2 separate regions of the Homo sapiens genome follow, and region 2 is linked to region 1. A link is a loop called in an ENCODE intact Hi-C map of the cell type or tissue named here. Cell type or tissue: B cell. All regions are shown on one strand. Links, peaks and the distances in the headings refer to the core of each region. The heading gives the core; the rest is flanking DNA. Region 1 overlaps LOC124905959 (a long non-coding RNA gene). Region 2 has its middle 2.4 kb from the start of NABP1.

Region 1 (2,921 bases), core at 102-2,601:
ATCAAGATTAATGATGTGCACCTGGCTTCATTCTTGGAGTCCTGTATTTCAGTTGCCATAGTTGGTTGCATAGCAAGATATGCTTATGTGACCAGCATACCAAAAATTCTTTGGATCCTAGGTAGAGATATTTCACAAATGTTTCTGTAAGTTGCTGCTAGAGAGAAAGTACATCCTGTGTGGCCTCTAATGAAGAAGGACTCTGAAGCCTATACTGGTCCTCTCTGGACTCCGCCCAGTAAAAATATTTATCCTGCTATTTTCGCTGTATCCTTTGCCATAATAAACTGTAGCTGTGAATATAGCCTTCTTGTGAGTCTTGTGAATCCTGACCAACCACCAAATGTGGGTGGTCAACATACATTTATTGCCTCATTGTTTCTGTAGGTCAAGAATCTGGAGTGGCTTGGCTAGGTATTGATTCGAGGTCTCTCATTATCTAGGAGTTAGGCTTGGCCAAGTCTGAAGGATCTGCATCCAAGCCCATTTATGTGGTGTTTGGCAGGAGGCATCAGCTCCTTGCTGCCTAGATTCTCCGCAGAGCTGTTTATGACATACTTTCCCTGAGAGGAAGTGATCCGAGGTGATCCAAGAAAGAGAGAGAGAGAGAGAGGCAAGGGCAGGAGCTGTGACAGAAGCCATAGTCTTTTGTAATCTAATCTCAGAAGTGAAATAACATCACTTTTGCCATATTTTATTGGTCACACAGACCAACTTTGGTACAATGTGAGAGAAGACTACACAAAGGTCTATATACTGGGAAGTAGGGATGATTGGGGACTATCCTGAAGGCTGGCTACTATACTAGAATAGCTGTATTAACATGAGACAAAGTAGACTCTAGGAGAAGGAATACTATTAGTGATAAAGAGAGACATTTCACAACACTAGAGGGGTCAATTTCTCAAGGAAACTAAAAATCTTAAGTGTGAATGCAGAGCTTCATGCCAAATTCTGTCCCAAATAGAGATTTTCTCCATGTGTGTTTATAAAAGGAAACTTTTTGTGGTGGATTTTAGCATATTTCTAAGTCCACAACAGCATCTTCATTGCAGTTGTCTTCATCAACACCAAGGGAATCTAAAAACCTACTTTTTTTCTAATTTTAGAAAATAATTATGAAGATGCTATGACAAAAATGAAAGTTCATTTGTAAATAGCTCTGCTTTAAGTAAAGTACAGTGGGGAAAAAAAAAGTCACCTACGAGTTAAGAAAGGGCATGGGGATTTCAAGAAATCATAGTTCAGCAAGGCAAACAGGAAATCATAACCACAAACCAGGAACAAGGCCGAAGCAGCAGAAGGTGATGTCTAGGTGACGTTTTTTTTTAATGGTTGATAGGCAGGCAAAGTTTGACGCTGATGATGTCTGAGAAGTGAGGAGAAGGTGCTGGAAAGTCTGTCAACCAGGCTGTGAGCACTGGGAACTAAGAATGTGTCCTGCTCACTATTGATACCCTGGTGCCTAGCATAATACTGGGCACATGAAATAACACATGAGTAAATTAATTTTTAAAATATTAACTTTTTTATGAAAGAAACAGCTAATGGAAGAGCCTGCCACAATGTACCAATAGTTTTAAAGACATCATTTGAATAAGAACTCTAGAATATAGACTTTTCTTTTTTTTTTTTTTTTTTTTTTCCTGAAATGGAGTCTTGCTCTGTCACCCAGGCTGGAGTGCAATGGCACGGTCTCAGCTCACTGCAACCTCTACCTCCCGGGTTCAAGGGAATTCTCCTGCCTCAGCCTCCCGAGTATCTGGGATTACAGGTGCACATCACCACGCATGGCTAATTTTTCTATTTTTAGTAGAGATGGGGTTTCACCATGTTGGCCAGGCTGGTCTCAAACTCCTGACCTTAAGCAATTCACCTGCCTCGGCCTCCCAAAGTGCTGGGATTACAGGCATGAGCCCCCATGCCCGGCCGACTTAGTTTTTAAGGTTAGGTTATCTGGTCTCATCCTAATTTCTAACAGCTTTTAATAAAAAAGAAATATCTGGAAAAAGAATAAAAACAGAAAATATCAGATATACCCTGGCATTCAAGATTCCCCATTGTCTGGCTCTACTTACTGTTCCAGATTTAGCTACCGGTTCCACCTTCTGGAAATCTGCCACTCCAATCAAATTGACCAAATACTATATTTTCTTGATTTAACTTGAACATTTCCCTCCCACTTTTTAATATCTCTGAAATCAAGATGTTTTACAATCAGTACATTTGGATTTGACAAAATGAGGTGACCTTCCTTTAAACATGTCCTATTTTTTCTTCCCTTGAAGATTTCACTAATGCGATTTTTTTTAACCTCTTTTACATTTGTTGAAATCCAATCAATCTTTCTCATCTCAGTACAAATCCAAATCTCCTAAAAAGCCGTCCTGGTCAGCTTTTTAAAAGTTAATTTACTTTCTTCTGACTTATACTACTTAATATCATTGTTATATATTTTCCTGTCTTATTTATTTTTCCAGATTATAATAAGAATCCAATAGGCAAAAACTATGTCTCTTACAACTTTGTATTTTCCACAGCAACTAGCACATATTTTCCTCATTTTTATGATCAACAGCTATTACTTAAGTAAATGAATAAATTAATGACTATACACAATTATGCTTAAAGAATACGACTTACTACAAAAATGGGAAAGTTATATTTGTAACAATATGAGATGTCCATAGTACATTGTTAAAGATGAAAAAAACCAAGCTGCAGAACAGTATGTATATAATTACTTTATTTTTACTAAATCTTCAACAATAAATTTCTCCCTAACACATAGAATGTGAACGGTTATGGATATACCTAAAAAGTTGTTTGGAAGATCACAGGCCTAATGGTTAACATCAATTATCTTTGGAAAGTGGAGTTGAGGTAATGAACCTGTGGAAGTTCATGATAGATTTTTTTCC
Region 2 (2,921 bases), core at 164-2,663, 58 kb before region 1:
GTAGTGAAAAGAGCATGTGCTTTAGAGACAAACCTGGGCTCCAGCTATTTACTTGTGAGAGCTTTAGGTCAATTGGCTTTTATTACAGCTTTTTAACCATAATAAAATGGGGATCCCTGCCTAGCAGAAGATTGATTAAATGGATCATAAATTGTCCAACTAGTGCCTAGCAAATAGTACATACTCAGTATTTTCCCCTTTTTAATCCCCGTTTTACAGGCGATGGAACTCACCAGAGACCAGATAGCTAGAGAATGGCTGAGCTGGGTTTTAAATCTAGTCAATCTTGACCCCAGAGCTCTCCAGCCTAAAGGTAATGTTTAGACTTAACTTCCAGTGGTGTCATTATAAGAGTCAAAAACAGACTGAAGAAATAAAATAGCAGAATAAAGTAGTGGGGCATTAAAGAATCATCTAGTTAATTCTTGGTGATGATAACAGAAATGTTGGGAAAAGTGTCAGAAGCCTTAATTTTCTCCCCATTCTTTCTGAGTATCTTTAGATCAACCACCACTTCCCAAGTATTTGCAAACAAGCAGCATAGATATTATAGCCCTAGAAAGAGTTGGAAACATTATCACAACATTAGCAAGAGAGTCAAGGCATTTTTAAGGAAACAGAAGCTTCCATTTCATGAACTAATAAAGCCCAAGGTGCCAAAGACACTGATGTCATACTGGAAAGTGGTGTAAAATAAAATTATAAGCATAATTTCAACATCAAATAAAACAAATGATGAAACATGCCAGTTAATGGCAGAGCCAGCGTCCAACCTCAATCCCAATCCAGCTCAGAAGCTCTAATTCTACCATGGTTATCTGGCAGGACTTGACACTTCAATTGGATTGTACTCAAAGCTGTATTTTCTTAAACAGGCAAAATATTCTCACAGAAGCAATATTTAAGGCAGAGCTCTTTTTTTTTTTTTTTAAGGTTTGACAAGATCTTCAAAAGATTAAGAATAGACAGGAAACCAATTAAGAATGTTAAGAGTTACGGCCAAGAGTTTGGGCAAAGAAAGTTTGCCACTCAACTCTCAATCATTTGCCCCCAGAAAAGGGATTAGGTTGGGCTGTTCAGGCTAATTATATGAACATTTTATAAAAAGAAATCAGACACAGAAAATCAAGCCCCACAAAAGCAGAAGCTGGTACTCCAAGCTGTGGCTCAGCCCTTCCCTTCCCCCACAGGACAGAACTCAGCTGAACATCTACTTCCTTCCCTACTAACTCAGCAGTTCTCAGAAAGGAAATGGCAACCATATGCTTTCTCATTAACCAAAACGAAAGGCAGCCTTGAGAAACAAGATGGTCTGGGCAATACAGAAACTGTTCAGCCCAGGCTAGTTGGTTTCAGCTACCTCTAAATCACTCCCAAAGATGTGGTTAATAAAAAGAAAAAGGAGATGTCAAGGAGACAATTATTGCTAGGCAGATATCTTTTCTTATATTACCATTCAGTGAAATAGATCTGCCACTCAGTCTACTCATTTAGGTCATAATGATTATATTGCTGATTCTTTAATACATACACAAGATTACTTCATGGTCTTCTTTTCTCTAAGGCTGTTGTTCTTCAAGCCTTCATTTTTCACAGCCTAAACATAAGCTTACTCTGAGATGATGGACTCTTCCACTTTACATCCAGAACCTCAACACCATGTTTTAGTGTAAAGATGCTTAGTGAGATCCACTGTAATACAGAAGGGCATCCATTAGAATCCTGGACATAGAAGGTTCTGTTATCTGGGTCCTCATTGATAAAGGTTTTGTTGTAAATTTTACCCAGCACTCAGTACCCATGCTCACTCCCAGGTTTTGGTTTCTGGAATTACCAAAATTATTTTCACTTTGTTTTCACTATCCATCTATTTAAAACTATTACAACATCAATGAAACAGTTGTTTGTACCAAGTACTGTTTGATTTTAAATATCTTGTATAGTGAAACTTAACAATTTAAAAAATTAACAAGAACCACAGTGTGCTCACTCACCTTACAGGTATAATCCACTTTGTAACATAATTGGCAACTAAAAAAACAAAAAAAAAAAACTCAAACAAATAGTATTTTCTTAATTTCCCTAAAACAATTTAACCAAAAGACTCAGAAGTAATGTTTAGTAATGATTGCAGCAACAGCCACACAAATCATCCCTATAGTGATAAATGCAAATACACTGAGCACTTGCTATGGGCCAGGCATTTTACACTTATAAGCACTTTACACTATTTTGGGTTTTGTTTTTGTATTGGAGACAAGGTCTCACTCTGTCACCCACCCGGGCTGGATGCAGTGGCTGCACCATAGCTCACTGTAATCTGGAACTCCTCTGCTAAAGTGATCCTCCAGGTTCAGCCTCCCAAGTAGCTGGGACTACAGGTGTGCACCACCACGCCTTAGCTAATTGTTTTATTTTGTGTAGAGATGGAATCACACTGTGTTGCTCAGGCTGGTCTCAAACTCCTGAGCTCATGCGATCCTCCCGTCTCAGTCACCCAAAGTGCTGGGATTACAGGCATGAGCCACCAGACATGGTCTGATTTACACTTTTTGATGTGTTACTTATGTGAAGTGATTGATCTCATTTTATAGTAAGTTATGAAGCTTGCATTTCAAAATAACTGCCTGTTACATGTAATAACTTTTTCTACAAAAAAAGGTTATTTGCCCCAAAAAGTGCATGTCTTTGTTTATCTAAATGGGTAATTGCATTTTTCGAAGGCTTTGTAATTCACAGTGATAAGTGCAGTTAATATGTTATCTGATCCCCCAAATCTGATTGCGTGGGGATAGTGAAATCTACTTGTGAGGAATGACCCTGTAGTTTCCCTTGGGAAAAAATGCATCCCTAAATGGGTTAATTCAACTCAGCTACATTATCTTTTTTATTATTATTATTATTATTTTAGACAGGGTCTT

What was found. A loop is a pair of places that touch in the nucleus more often than their neighbours do. Peaks named below come from ENCODE experiments on the same cell type or tissue, not always from the same donor. Only the 100,000 strongest peaks of a DNase experiment are listed, where the experiment ranks them.
Region 2: a loop joins it to region 1, with 6 times the contacts of the local background. A loop is called at or near these places in 18 of 110 quality-filtered maps.

The regions. Positions count from the first base shown.
Region 1 is chr2:191,616,149-191,619,069 of GRCh38, reverse strand. The region is part of intron 1 of LOC124905959 (a long non-coding RNA gene); the gene reads right to left. Among named protein-coding and RNA genes, the nearest start is that of NABP1, 61 kb to the left of the region's middle. In B cell, for the core only: no CTCF peak of the experiment used is centred there; a DNase peak (open chromatin) is centred at 1,289; H3K4me3 peaks cover 826 bases; H3K27ac peaks cover 2,153 bases.
Region 2 is chr2:191,674,302-191,677,222 of GRCh38, reverse strand. No RefSeq gene overlaps it. Among named protein-coding and RNA genes, the nearest start is that of NABP1, 2.4 kb to the left of the region's middle. RefSeq lists an enhancer at 1,129-1,238 and a silencer at 1,186-1,480. In B cell, for the core only: no CTCF peak of the experiment used is centred there; a DNase peak (open chromatin) is centred at 1,202; H3K4me3 peaks cover 955 bases; H3K27ac peaks cover 1,682 bases.